Regions from separate parts of the Homo sapiens genome. Here region 2 is linked to region 1. A link is a contact called in ENCODE Hi-C or POLR2A ChIA-PET data. All regions are on one chromosome and are shown on one strand. The core of a region is the stretch at or near the end of the contact, and the rest is flanking DNA. Distances in the headings are between cores, read along the strand shown.

What was found. A loop is a pair of places that touch in the nucleus more often than their neighbours do. ChIA-PET counts read pairs that join two places held with the same protein, here RNA polymerase II (POLR2A). Pooled maps may share reads with other maps.
Region 2: a map of posterior cingulate gyrus shows a loop between it and region 1 (8-fold over the local background). The contact joins the promoter of RUSF1-DT here to the promoter of SETD1A in region 1. A Hi-C loop is called at or near these places in 1 of 168 maps with a recorded cell type or tissue (posterior cingulate gyrus) and 9 of 50 pooled maps. POLR2A ChIA-PET finds 5 or more read pairs at or near these places in 3 of 52 experiments (AG04450, HCT116 and HEK293T).

What each region holds. Positions count from the first base shown.
Region 1 is chr16:30,956,386-30,963,323 of GRCh38, forward strand. It overlaps SETD1A (SET domain containing 1A, histone lysine methyltransferase), which reads left to right and starts at 1,369. Exons shown (of 19, transcript NM_014712.3): 1 at 1,369-1,579; 2 at 2,332-2,496; 3 at 2,706-2,801; 4 at 4,882-5,152. The coding sequence starts at 2,347. RefSeq lists enhancers at 677-1,440, 898-1,027 and silencers at 1,628-1,847, 1,988-2,077.
Region 2 is chr16:31,505,108-31,512,827 of GRCh38, forward strand. It overlaps RUSF1-DT (RUSF1 divergent transcript), which reads left to right and starts at 3,357. Exons shown (of 2, transcript NR_186401.1): 1 at 3,357-3,929; 2 at 4,066-4,459. It overlaps RUSF1 (RUS family member 1), which reads right to left and starts at 3,284. Exons shown (of 13, transcript NM_022744.4): 1 at 2,967-3,284; 2 at 2,657-2,771. The coding sequence starts at 3,266. RefSeq lists enhancers at 2,270-2,985, 2,986-3,700, 3,265-3,834 and silencers at 2,995-3,054, 3,115-3,164.

The sequences.
Region 1 (6,938 bases), core at 119-2,618:
ATTTTTTTCAGCCTTATTTCCCTCAAAATTGTAGAGTCCTAATCTTCTTCTATCTTGTGGTGTGAGACCTTGGATAAGTCTCCCTTCCACCTTTTCCTATTACTTAAAATGGTGAATTTGCATAAACCAGGCTCTAAGGGTCTTTTCTGCACTGTTCGGATGTGTACAAATTGACATCCAAGTTTAAAGGAAGACTCTGAAACTTAGGTCAATGACTTGCCCAAGGCCATATAGCGAGGGCCTGATGTACACATATCAGGAGCTTGGGGCATCCTCAGCTCAGGAAAAGGGACCTCCTGGGAGTGCCTGCGCCCACACGGGATCAAAACGGTGCCCAGCCTTCAGAAACCTCAGCCCGAGTTCCAGGGGTAGGCCTGGGCCGCTGCTGCCCTTGTGCGGAGGCATCCCGTGAGCATAGGGCGCCATAGCCAAAGAAGCGGGCAGTGGGACCATGACGCCAGGAGGACACACCAGTCCAGTCCCGTTCCTGTAGGACCTCGTTTATTATTACAAGGCCCATTTAAGGGCACTTAGGCCCCACTAGGCTCATCAGAAAACCTTGAGGCGGTCCCTGGATTTAACCACTAATGGTGGGTTTGAGTACGGCAAAGTAGGGCACCTTCTACAGGCCTCACTCTCCCCATCTGGCAAATGGGCATCCTAAGCAGCCAGACACCCAAGGGCAATAACGGGAAGGAAAGGTACCCTGCATTTATGTGCGAGGCGGGGCAAACCGCCTGAGTCACCGCTCACGGTTGTGTTTTTCCACCTCCCGGCCGTCCCTCCCATCCGGGTGAGTCCTCGTGGGTCCTCCCGGAGGCGCCCCCTAGTCCCAGGCTCTGCACGCCCTGGCCCCGCCCCTTGACTCGGCCCCGCCCACAGCGGAATCCGCAGATTCGCCAGGTCGGATCCTCAGAATTCCTCGGGTCCCTCGATACTCGGCTGAAAATTCTCATCGGACTCTGAGAGGAGCGCTGGGCTGGAGGCATTTTCCCCAGGGACAGAAGCGGGCTATTCTCTCACTTGGGCCAGTAAGAAAAATCCAAAAAAAGTTGTCGACTCTGCCAGCAGGGATTGGCTAACGGGCCGTTATTTTCTTGACTCCACCAAGGCGGATGAAGGGGAGGCTACGGCTGAGGCCGGGAACAGTGGCGAATCTGCAGCCTCTCAGAATTTGGCAGTGCAAGGAAGGGACGGGGAAGAGAAGCAAAGCGGCGCGCATCCTGTCCAGCGATTCGCCCCGCCCGCCCGGTGAATCTGCGTCTGCAGAACGCGCCACTGAAGGTTCCCCAGCGCTGGCTGGCCTCCTCCCCTCCGCCCCGCCCCTTTTCCTCAGGGACTAGTCGCAGCTTTCGTCGCCGCCGATTCGTCAAGGTCCCGGGCCGCAGCATCTAGATCGTCGTGGCGAAGCCGACTCTCCGGGGGATGCGGCCAATCTCCAAGCTCCCTGGGCCGCAACTTCCGAGCCTCCCAGGGCGCCGGCCGAGGCGAAGCCGCTACCCTCGGCCCCGTGGGTCCCCCGGCAGCGCCTGTGGCGAAAGTGCGAATGCAGACCCTGTGCCCGCTGGGCCTCGCGCAGGTGGCAGTGGTGTTTGGTGCGCGCGCCGGGGAGGTGGTGGTGGGGGGGCGCCGCCGCCGCCACCGCTGCGGGGCCGGGTCTCGCGCTGCCGCTGCCGCCGCCTCGCGCCGCTGAGGTGCCGCGCGAGGTGGGGGGAGGGGGAGCCGCTCGCCGGGAGCGGGTGAGTGGGGCCGCGCGGCGCGCGTGCGCGGAGACCTGCTGGGGGGGGTGCAGAACGCGCCGGGGCGGGAGGAGAGGGCAGCGGTGCACGTTCCCCCCACCCCCCCGCCCGGATTCGGGGTCGAAGCCGGGTCTCGGGCTCGGTCTCGCGGTGTTTCCAACGCCCCGAAGAGGTGCCACCTTTCGGCCGGAGGATCGGGGCGCGGGGAGGAGAGCGGGTGTGTGGGAGCCGTGGCCGGGCTCGGCCCGGGCCGCTGGCCGGTGAGGAGGCGGGAGGGGGCGGGGCCTGCAGGGGGCGGGGGAGGGGTCTTGCTCCGAGGCCAAGTGGGGCGCGCGCTAGGGAGAGCGGGAAGGTAAGGGGGCTCGAGACGGGCCTGGGGGCCTGACAGTAGAGTTGGGAGGTGGAAAGAGGCTGGGTTGTTGTGGCGAAACAGAGGGTACTTGGGGGAGAATCCGGGGGAGCCCCGGGTCAGGGTGAGGGTTGGAAACTGGAGTGATGGGAGAACCTGGAATCGGGGCTAGCCAATGAGGAAAGGCAGGGGAGTCAGGCCCCAAGTCCTGATCCTTCTTGCGTGTCCCTCTTCCCCTAACAGTGTAAATGAGCAAAGATGGATCAGGAAGGTGGGGGAGATGGGCAGAAGGCCCCGAGCTTCCAGTGGCGGAACTACAAGCTCATCGTGGATCCTGCCTTGGACCCTGCCCTGCGCAGGCCTTCTCAGAAGGTGTACCGCTATGATGGAGTCCACTTCAGTGTCAACGTGAGTGCCCGGGTCTTTGGTTGCCATCCGGGGAGCTCCAGGCGCCCGTCCTCTGTGATTCTGTTCAGCACCTAGAACGGTAGCCTGCCTTCTTGAAAGTGGGCAGTTGGACCCAGCTCTTCTGCATGTGTGTGTCCAGATGGGCTGCTTGGAGCTCCCTAGCCTGGATTCACCCTGAGCTCTCTTTCTGCTGCTGCTTTCCTTCCTAGGACTCAAAGTATATACCAGTCGAAGACCTCCAAGACCCCCGTTGCCATGTCAGGTCCAAAAACAGAGACTTTTCCCTCCCAGTCCCTAAGTTTAAGGTAAGTGTCTGCTGGGCTCCTGGTGTGGTAGTCCTAAGAGGGTGTGGAGGATGCGTCTTGGCACTATAGCTGAATAAAAGGGTTTCCAATGAAAGGATCTCAGCCAGATCTAGCAACCTCTGAGGCTGTGAGACTCAGTTGTTTTGGATAGGAGGTACACTTAATCTTCCAGAAAGGTGCAGGTCAGGTGTCCTAAGTGTATCCCTGGTGGCTGGGGTGTCGACTTCTTGAAGGGTGAGGTAAAGACTCTTTAGCTGCTATACCTATCACTGTATATTCGTAGACAGTGCATCATAGCACACAAGAGTGGGATCTCCCAGTTCCTTGACAGTCAAGGGGAGTGACAAGGCCACTGCCTACCTGGGTAGCACTATTCCCCGCCTCTCATTTGGCGATGTCATTTCCCTCTTGTTTCCTTCGAGGACTCCTATTCTCCACCCTAGACAAGATATTCTTCAGGCCTTGAACTGGGCCTGGAACACTGGTGGTTCTTCATTTCCTTCTCTGATTCTTTATTCTTCCTTTCTAAATAAATTGTTTGTGGGGTCCCTTCATTCTTCTTCTTCTTTTTTTTTTTTTTACTTTGTACACTTCACTTGGACAATCTCTTTCACACCCACAGCTTCAACTATTACCTAAATGTTGATGACTTCCAAGTATCTGTTTCCAGCCAACATCTCTAGGCTTGTATGCCTGGTAGGGGGACAGTTTCATTTGGAGGCCACACATGTTTCAGATTTAAGGGATTTAAAACAAATTATCTACCTCCTTAACCTACCTTTTTCATTTTCCCTCTACTCATATGTGGCAGTACCATCGACTCAGCTGTACAGCCTGGCAGCCTGTGATTCTCTCCTTTTCTCTCTCAGTTGGTCACCGAATCCTCCTGGCTCTTTTCTTTTTTATTCTTCATCTTTCTATTCTCATTGCCACTTAATGTAGACCTTGGTATTCATTTCACCTGGTCTCCTTGCCTTCGTTCTTGCCTCAGTTTCTCCTCTGCCTTGCTGTCATTTGTCTCTTTGGCTTCACTACGCTGCTGTTTTCCTTTTGTTGCCAAGTCCATGTTTTGGGACACTGACATGTATGGTTATTGACCTGGCCAAGCCTTATCCTCCGCCTTGACACCACACCCCTGTGTTACATCCACACCATAACGCTTTGCGGTTTTTCAAAAACACCAAGTTGTTTTATATTTCCATGTTCCAGGGGTCCTTGTCATTTGATGAATTGTTAATCCCCAAATCTCAGTAAGAATGACACCATCTTTATGAATTCTTCCCTGATCATACTCTGTACAAAAGTTTCCTTCCCTGGGCTCCAGAACACCATGTATGCGTCAGCTGCCACTGGGTCGTGTTGTGTTTGTATGTGCATGTCATGCTGCTTTTCTGTATGGGAATCTCTTCCTTTCTATCTCTGTATTTCCAGTGCCTCGTTCATGGTAGTTACCTAGTAAAGGCTGAGCTAGGAAATCATCGCCCTGTAGCTCGTTCTCTCCACGTATATTTATTCCTCAGTGTGTACATTTCTTTCTTTCTTTCTTTTTTTTTTTTTTTTTTTTTTTGAGACGGAGTCTCGCTGTGTTGCCCAGGCTGGAGTGCAGTGGTGTGATCTCGGCTTAGTGCAACCTCTGCCTGCCAGGTTCAAGTGATTCTCCTGCCTCACCCTCCTGAGTAGCTGGGATTACAGGTGCCCACCATCACATCCAGCTAAATTTTTTTTTTTGTATTTTTAGTAGAGACAGGGTTTTATCATGTTGGACAGGCTGGTCTTGAACTCCTGACTTCTGGTGATCCGTCCACCTCATCCTCCCAAAGTGTTGGGATTATAAGTGTGAGCTGCCACACCCGGCCTAGTTTGCACATTTCTGTTCTTAATTCTTGCTGTTATTCTGTGGTGAGAAGAATTCAGGGAAAAGGGGTCAGGTCTGATGGATCCCTTATTTTGGGCCCCTTCCCTTGCCCCTCACTTTCCCGGATCTCTCTCTTGACTTCATGGAGCTTGCTAAAGTTTCCCGAAGGACAAAGGAACAGTGGTCAGTGTTGAGACCCCATACCAACTCCTGTTCTTTCCCCAGCTGGACGAGTTCTATATTGGACAGATTCCACTGAAGGAAGTGACTTTTGCAAGGCTGAATGACAACGTGCGGGAGACCTTCCTGAAGGATATGTGCCGTAAGTACGGTGAGGTGGAAGAGGTAGAGATCCTCCTTCACCCCCGTACGCGCAAGCACCTGGGCCTGGCCCGTGTGCTCTTCACCAGCACTCGGGGCGCCAAGGAAACGGTCAAAAACCTCCACCTTACCTCCGTCATGGGCAACATCATCCATGCCCAGCTTGACATCAAAGGTGAGGACTCCTCTGCCTGCCACTCAGGCTTGGCCTCCAGCGGAGGTTGTACATGCAAATGCCTGTCAGGGTCAGGCAGGCGCCCAGGGTCATGATCTGAAACTGCTGGGGCCAGTTGTGTTTCTGAAATCAGATCAGATTTTAGAGTGGAATTATGGTACATGGATTTTTGTGTGTGTGGTGTCTCCAGCAAGGTCGGGCAATAGGCCATAATCAAGCACATAACTATCTGTAAAAAAAAAAAAAAATCATATGAAGGGTTGTACTAGGTAAGATGAATAGATTGTAGTAAATCAGCCCAGGTCAGGTTGGTTGCTTGGTTGGTTTTTGAGACAGGATCCTGCTCTGTCACCTAGGCTGGAGAGCAGTGGCGTGATCTTTCCTCACTGCAGCCTCCAGCTCCTGGGCTCAGCCACCCCAGCCTCCTGAGTAGCTGGGATTATGGGCATGCACCACCACACCTGGCCAAAGTTTTTTTGATTATTTGCAGAGATGAAGTCTCACTACACTGCCCAGCCTGTTTTTAATTTTTTTTTTTTTTTTTTGAGATGGAATCTCAATCTGTCGCCCAGGCTGGAGTGCAGTGGCACGATCTTGGCTCACTGCAACCTCCACCTCCCAGGTTCAAGTGATTCTTCTGCCTCAGCCTCTTGAGTAGCTAGGATTACATTTATGCGCCACTACGCCCGGCTAATTTTTGTATTTTTAGTAGAGATAGGGTTTCACCCTGTTAGCCAGGCTGGTCTTGAACTCCTGACCTCAAGTGATCTGCCTGCCTCGGCCTCCCAAAGTACTGGTATTACAGGCATGAGCCACCATGCCTGGCCTCTTTTTAATCTTTCTATATGCTATTCTATAACCCATATAGGTTTTGGTGCCAGATTCTCAGAAATACTGGATTTTCTGGGTTTTTAGGTTTGGAAATTTGAGATAGAGAGTAAAGGAGCTGTGAACACAAGCGAGGTGGTCTGGGCTTCTGTGTTGAGTGATGGGGAGCAGTGGGGTCTGTGGCGAGCTGCAGATTGCAGTATTGTCTGGAGGAGGCAGCCATTAGTAGGCACTGGCCAGTTTGCAAGTGGAAATGAGGTTTAACATTCTTGAATTTGGTTTGTAAAAGAAAGCCAGGGCCGGGCATGCGGTGGCTCACGCCTGTAATCCCAAGACTCTGAGAGGCCAAGGTGGGCAGATCACCTGAGGACAGGAGCTCGAGACCAGCCTGGTCAACATGGTGAAACCCCATTTCTATTAAAAATAACAAAAATCCGGACGTGGTGGTTCATGCTTATAATCCCAGCTACTCGAGAGGCTGAGGCATGAGAATCACTTGAACCTGGGAGGTGGAGATTACATCGTGCCACTGCACTCAAGCCAGAAATTTGGGTTTTTGTGTGAAATCTCATGGTTTTTAAATACCATGTTTCTTTCCTCACAAGGTGTTTCTGAGGTGTTCACTCCACAGCTCCTGCAGGCTCCGTTAGTCCCCCGGTTGCTGTTCTGCATGCTTTAGTTTACAGGATAAAGAGCATGGGGTGATCGAGCCTCTGGGTTTGAATTCCAATTTTTCCAATGACCAATTCTGTGACTTTGTGTAGGTCGCTTTTAAGCCTCTAGAACAGAGGTACTGATGCTTCCCTTCTGGTGATCCAACATGGTAAAATAAGTAGAAGTGTTTTTGATAAATCGTGAAGTGTCATAAAATATGTTGTTTGTGGTAGTTTAGAGGTAGAGATAAGGTAGAAGGTCCCAAAGGTAGAGTTATGGTAGGAGAACTGAAATCCTGAAACCC
Region 2 (7,720 bases), core at 2,107-4,606, 550 kb after region 1:
ACCTGTAAAGGGTCTGTGCTGAGGAGGATTAGGAGAGATATGCTGGCGGCAATGCTGCTCTGCTACTCTGCTACACTGAGATGTCTGGGTGGAGAGAAGCATAAGTCTGGCCTACGTGCACATCCGGGCACAGTACCTTCCCTTGAACTTATTTGTGACAGATTCCTTTGCTCGCATGTTTTCCTGCTGACCTTCTCCCCACTATCACCCTGTTCTCCTGCCGCATTCCCCTTGCCGAGATAGTGAAAATAGTAATCAATACTGAGGGAATTCAGAGACCAGTGCTGGTGCTGGTCCTCCGCATGCTGAGTGCCGGTCCCCTGGGCCCACTGTTCTTTCTCTATACTCTGTCTCTGTGTCTTATTTCTTTTCTCAGTCTCTCGTCCCACCTGATGAGAAATACCCACAGTGTGGAAGGGCTGGCCTCCTTCAGTTCTGAATCAAGGCAATCATGGTAACAGTGACAATGAAGAGGATACTGTTACCACTACAGAAAAAGTGCCTATAGACAGCACGGTGAGGATGTGGGAGGGGATTACTGTGGCACTAGAGCAGCATACATTCATAACGGAACAAGAAATCAGGCAGTTTATAGAATCCAAGAGAGACTTCTAAGATAGAAACCACAGTTAATGAGGCAAATGACTCTGGAGGAAACATTTTAAAAAGCCATCCAGCAGAACACTTCCTCATCCCTAGAGGACCCGCTTCCTGTCCTTCAACTGCTTCTAATGTTTCTTCTCACCTTAAAAAAATAAAATATGGTGTCCAGTAACCTTTTCACCAAAACAGCTGAAGACTGACAGCCTGCCGTTTTTGTTGCTGCTGCTATGGTTCAGAAGCTGATACAGGTGTTCTGGTGATCTGCTGTGCTGCTTAGTTACCCTGAACACACAATTTCTCACTGTATTAGTGGTATATCATGTTTTATACTGTTAAGTACTTCTGTGTGAATAGGTATAAGAAAATGACTGCTTCTTGGTAGCATATACATTCAGAGTCAGGAACGATGGGGACGCTAACCAACCAGATTGTCCACGTGTGGCTGAGACAGTGACATCTTTGCTTTCTGATGGATCAATGAACACAAACTTTGTTTCATGCACACCATTGAAAATACTGTATAAAACTGCCTTTAAGGTATGTGTATAAAGTATATATGAAACATAAACGAATTTCATGTTTAGACTTGAGTCTGATCCCCAACAAATCTCATTATATACATGAAGATATTCCAAAATCCAAAAAAAATTCCAAAATCCAAAACACTTCTGGTTGCAAGCATTTTGGATAAGGGATATTCAATCTGTATAGGCAACATGTTGGTGACATCACATGAAAACAAAAACTACTGACCCAAGCTCCAAATGCATTCCAAAAATACGGCCAACAAGCCGGGCGCAGTGGCTCACGCCTATAATCCCAGCACTTTGGGAAGCTGAGGCGAATGGATCACCCGAAGTCAGGAGTTCGAGACCAGCCTGGCCAACATGGTGAAACTCTGTCTCTACTAAAAATACAAAAAATTAGCGGGGCAGGGTGGCACATGCCTGTAATCCCAGCTACTTGGGAAGCTGAGGCAGGAGAATCGCTTGAACCCGGGAGGAGGAGGCTGCAGTGAGCTGAGATTGTGCCACTGCACTCCTGCATCCCAGCCTGGGTGACAGTGAGACTACGAGTCTGGAAAAAAAAAAATAGAGATGGGGGTCTCCCTATGTTGCCCAGGATGCCTCAGCCTCCCAAAGTACGAGGATTAAAGGCGTGAGCCACCGTGCCCGGCCCAGTTTTCTCAGTCTTAATGGTAAAGGTGTAAACAGGAAGCTCCTGTTTTCTCAAAAAAATCCAGAGAGGCTCACAAGGGATGTGGCCAGACTGATGCTACGAATGGAAAGCGCTTTTCCTTAGATCTATTAGGTTGGCTCAAATGTAATTGCGGGTTTTCCATTACCTTTAATGGCAATAACGACAAAGAAACCCCGCAATTACTTTTGCACCAGCCTAATAAATATCCCCTGCGAGCAGTAGTGAAAGACAAAGGACAGTGGCAAAAGCCATGGGGCCTCCTCGTGTAGAACATGTAACAATTTCCCTTTTCTGTTCTATTTCCCTCTCTGGGTGGCATGGTACCAAACTGTATTTTTTTTCCTTAAACAATTTTTTAAAAGCTGTACATATTCAGCAGATAGTCACTCTATTATTTACAGCATCATCTGGTATCCCAGAGCATACACAATACCTTCCATTCTTTCCAGGCTCTCCTCTCTCCTTCTCAGGACCAACTATATCTTTTTTTTCTGGAGCTCACCAATTTCCCCTATCCTGGGCAGCTGGCAGTTTTATTCCATCAATTGCATTCTTATGCAATCTTCCACAAAGAGAATAGGGATAAAGGGGAGGGGACGGGATTTGGGATCCAGATGATTGAGACTCAGAAGTCTGTGTGGGGAATGGAGTGCGGCTGCTAGGCTGGTGAGTGGGATGAGGGTCTTCCAGATGTGGGAAGTAAGACTGGGTTACAAAGCACCACTCTAATCACTGGGGAGACCTGCCTGAATTCTACCTAATGGGGCACGAGTCCATACATATATACACATAAGAGCCCAGCGAAAGCAGGGCTGAAAGCAGCAATACGTGAGGCTCCAGGGGTGCAGCTCACCTTTCACGAGCCAGGTGGCCGTGGCAGCTGAAACAGTGGCTTTTGCGTTCCCCACCCCTATGCCCAGCAAGACTGCCTGGGTGGCTAGGGAGCCGGAGAGGCTGGAAGCAAACGCCTGGAGAAGAAAACAAGTAGGGTGAGAAGCGGGCGTAGGAGCGTGGCGGTCTAAGTGCCTTCATCTGTTCTTGTTCTTGGTGTATGAGGCATGTCAGACCCCCCGCCCCCCGGGCTCCGAGTCTCAGTCACCCGTCCATTATTGGGGAGGGAGGAGTGGCCTGCACTGTCCTCTGCCCCAGACGACCGAGCTGACCTGCACGGAATCCCACAGCTGGTAGGGCAAGTAGTCCGGGCTGACGCTATCAGGGAAGCCCTGAGGCAGGAACACGGCCTGGAGCCCGGAGAGGGGCGGTGAGGGGGCCCCGGAAGCCCCCACTTCGCCCGCATCTCGTCCTTCAGGTTTGACCGTGAAGGCCCTGGAGAGCCCCCACCAGCGCCAGCCCCCGACCTCCCACTGCAGGCTCCCGTCCGCGGCGGCGCGGCAGCCCCGTGCCTCCCCGGAGCCGAACTGCTCGGAACACAGCGGGGTCTCCAAACCCGCGTCGTCAGCCATGCCGAGCTTTTGGATCCCAGCCCCGCCCCTGCCGCACGGTGGACGTGGCAGGCGGCACTTCCGGCTGGGCTACCGCGGCTGCAGAGGGACATCTTTCAAGAACAGGCGCCGGCCTCGGCGTCCGCCGCGCAGTTAGGAAACTGACTGTCGCTCTCTCCGGCCTCGGCGCTGCTTCGGACGCCCCGGCACCGGCCCCCGTTGCTTTGTAGCATTCTGCAGCTGGGCTGCAGGCGCCGTGGGCCTCCGCCAGTTGTGTTCGAGACGCGGTTCGGCCACAGAAGTTTTAGCTTGTGACTTTTGGCAAGTCAGTGGCCCTCTCTGGGCCTCAGGTGCCTTTTTTGCTGTGAGACCAGCGACTGTATTTTTAACCCTGATTTTATCCCTAGATCTACCCAACACATAGTAGGTGCTCAAAAGATATTTATGAGTGAATGAATGCATCATGAGAAGAAATTGGACCAGATGAGGCCCTGTGAAGCTGCTTGGGTCTTTTTTTGTTCTTTTTTTTTTCTCTCTTCTGAGTGTCCCTGGCCTGGACTAGAAATTCTCCATCCTTCGGCCTTCTGCGAGACTGCAGGAACATTACTTTTGAAGGATGCTAAGGAATCCGAGGGATGAAAAAAATCAAGAGATTGCAATGATGTCACAAAACAAGGAAACAAGGCAGGAAGTTCTTGTGTGTTTTTTTGCGGGAGAGAGTCCATGAAATTGGGGGGAGTCCAAAGAGGGAGTGTTTCTGTCCTTGGAACTCACCTTTTCTTCTTTCCATTTCTCCTCTTCTCCTTCCCATCTAGTGCAGCATCTTCACTCCGAAGCAGAAATTTGCCAAAAAAGCATCCTCTTTTTATCAGAAAATAAAATATCCTGGTTTCTTAGCCTGGCATTCTTGGATCCCCACAGTTTGATCCCAACCGACAACTCCTTATTTGAAACTTCAGATTCTCCCAAACCGTCACCTTCCTCGTGGACTTAATCCTGGAAGGCCCTTCTACCCCACTTCGCCTTATCTCACACAAACACAGTCTCTCTCTGACTGAGATAAACTTGAACACTTCTTTTCTTTTCTTTTTTTTTTTCTTTAAATTTCGGGTTTCAAAATACAAATGGCCTAATCACAACATTTCTGTAATGTTGTCTAAATTCAGGTACTGGTTTGAATAGAGGACAAAAATAAAACAAGGTTTGAAGACTAAGTACTTTAAAAACATATTTATTTAAATAGAGGCAGGGCCTCCCTATGTTGCCCAGGCTGCTCTCAAACTCCTGGCCTCAAAAGTGATCCTTGGGCTGGGCGTGGTGGCTCACGCCTGTAATTCCAGCACTTTGGGAAGTCGAGCCAGGTGGATCACTTGAGGTCAGGAGTTTAAGACCAGCCTGGCCAACATGTTGAAACCCCATCTCTACTAAAAATACAAAAATTAGCTGGGCGTGGGGGTGGTGTGGCCATAATCCCAGCTATCCGGGAGGCGGAGGCAAGAAAATCGCTTGAACCGTGCAGTTGTCATTAACTCCGTGTTTGTTATCTCTTTTTTACCAATGGTTTGCCAGTTTCTTCTACAAATACCTGTTGCTACCTATGTGCTCATTGGGATAGTGAGCAAAAACAAACAAGGGTCTTGGTCTTTTGGAACTTATATTAGGGAAGGATATTGATCAAATCATACAAATAAATGCAAAGTTGGAACTATTTCAATTGCTGTAGAGGGGTACATGTTATTTAATATGAGGACTTTTAGAAGGAGAATTGAGCTAATCAGTGGAATCAAGGGAAACTTTTTTTTTTGAGATGGAGTCTCCCTCTGTCACCCAGGCTGGAGTGCAGTGGCACAGTCTTGGCTTACTGCAACCTCCACCTCCTGGGTTCAAGTGATTCACCTGCCTCACCCTCCGGAGTAGCTGGGGTTACAAGCATTCACCACCACACCCAGCTAATTTTTGTATTTTTAGTAGAGACGGGGTTTTGCCATGTTGGCCAGGCTGGTCTTGAACTCCTGGCCTCAACTCATCTGCTTGCCTCGCCTCCCAAAGTGCTGGGATTACAGGCATGAGCCACTGTGCCCGGCCAAGGGAAATTTTTTAACAAAAATTTAAGTTGGGGTCTCTCTGTGTTGCCCAGGCCTCCCGCCTCGGTCTTCCAAAATGCTAGGATTATAGGCATGAGCCGTTGAGGCCAGCTGGGAAACTTTTTTTTTGAGGAAGTGTGTATTTAGCTGAGATCTAGAGTAAGAGTTAACTTGATTATGATGGGAAAATAATTTTCTGGAAAGAAGGAGCAGCATGTCCTGAGTGGGGAGGGAGCATGGTACCTAACATCCAACAAAGGCCGGTGCAGCAGAAGTCTAGAGCACGAGGGGCATGGGGAAAGGGCTGCTAGGGAGTTAGGGGCCAAACTGCAGGACATTGTAGGCCAAGCTCTTCTTCATCCTTAGGGTTAAGATTTATTTTTTATTCTATCAGTCAATCAATCAATCGATCGATGAGACAGGGTCTTGCTCTGTCACCCAGGCTGGAGTGCAGTGGTGCAATCATAGCTCACTGCAGCCTCAAACTCCTGGGCTCAAGTGATCCTCTTGCCTCAGCCTCCCAAGTAGCTGGGACTACAGGCATGCACCACCATGCCTGGCCAACTTTTAAAATTTTCTGTAGAGATGGGATCTCACTATGTTGCCCAGGCTGGTCTCCAACTCCTGGCCTCAAGTGATCCTCCCACCTCGGCCTCCCAAAGCTCTTGAGATTAAAGAATATATTGGTATATGTTGGAGTGGCACTTTAGAGAAGTAGTTGAATAAATTTAATTTTTTTTAAAAGACAGGTTCTCTGTCACCCAGAGAGTGCAGTGGTGTGATCACACTACAGTCTCACTACAGCCTCAACTTCCAGGGTTCAAGTGATCTGCCTCAGCCTCCCGAGTAGCTGAGACCACAGGCGTGTGCCACCATGGCTAGCTAATTTTTGTATTTTATTTTTGTAGAGACAGGGTTTTGCCATGCTGCCTAGGCTGGTCTCAAACTCCTGGGCTCAAGTGATCTGCCCACCTCAGCTTCCCAAAGTGCTGGGCTTATAGGCATGAACTGTGCCTGGCAGAAATTTAATGTTTAATTCTTATTTTCCATTTAGCTTATAACACTGTCAATAAATTATCCTTTCAAAATAATTTTGAGTTTCCTGGCACAGTGAAAGATCAAGCATTGTGTTATATTTGAAAGGTTAGCTTCTGTGAGTGGATAGGACTCTGGGGCATCAGAGGGCCTTACTGTGAATGTAGGTTCTGTCCAGGAAGCTGTCCAGGAAGCTGTGAGATCTTGGGCAAGTTACATATCTCTCTGTCTTTCAGTTTCTTCTTCTGAAAGACGAAATGGTAATGGTAAAATGGAAATAATACTAGTACCTACCACACAGAGTTGGAACGAGAATTAAGAGTCATGTCTTGGCCGGGCGCGGTGGCTCACGCCTGTAATCCCAGCACTTTGGGAGGCCGAGGCGGACGGATCACGAGGTCAAGAGATCAAGACCATCCTGGCCAACATGGTGAAACCCCATGTCTACTAAAAATACAAAAATGAGCCAGGTGTGGTGATATGTGCCTATAGTCCCAGCTACTTGGGAGGCTGAGGCAGGAGAATTGCTTGAACCTGGGAGGTGGGGGTTGCAGTGAGCCGAGATTGCGCCACTGCACTCCAGCCTGGGCGACAGAGCAAGACTCTGTCTAAAAAAAAAACAAAAAACAAAAAAGTCATGTCGTATGTGCAAAACTCTTAAAGTATTTAGCACATAGTACATACTGTTTAAGTGTTGGTTCTTATTCAGAGATAATGTCAAGTGTTCAAATGTGAGGCCCTTGGCTCCAAGTGAGGCAGGTGGCCCTCATGACTAGTGTCACTGTATAATTTATTGTGCAAACCAGGACTTTTGAGAGGGTCATTAAAGGAAGCACTGGTAATAATTGTGTTGGGAAAACAGGTCTGCGGGAAAACAGGTCTGCAGTGAAGCTGTCTCAGGCAAATGGGAATATATGGTCACATTATTTATGAACCCACTGCAGCTCTACTGCTTACCATTGTCCACCTTGACATCTCCTTACTCAGAGACTATGACAGTCCCTGTTCGTTGTAGCATTTACTTAACTCTTAGCCTATGCTGTCTGGAGCCAGTTTGTATTTGCTTTTGTTAGGTACAGATGTCCTGTCTTCCCAAGTGGACTGTAAGTGCCTGAGGGCAAGGACCCATCATACACTTCCCTGTGACCTGAGTGTGCAGATAGGTGGCTTGACAAAGAGATGAGTGATAGTTCCCCTTTCTCTATGGCTGACTGCCACCGTCACTACTTGAAACCCTCATTATGATAGTTACTACTGTTACTGTTTGAGACCTTCACTACGACAGTTACTACTGACTACTTGAGACCTTCACTATGACAGTTACTACTGTTAGTACTTGAGACCGTCATTATGACA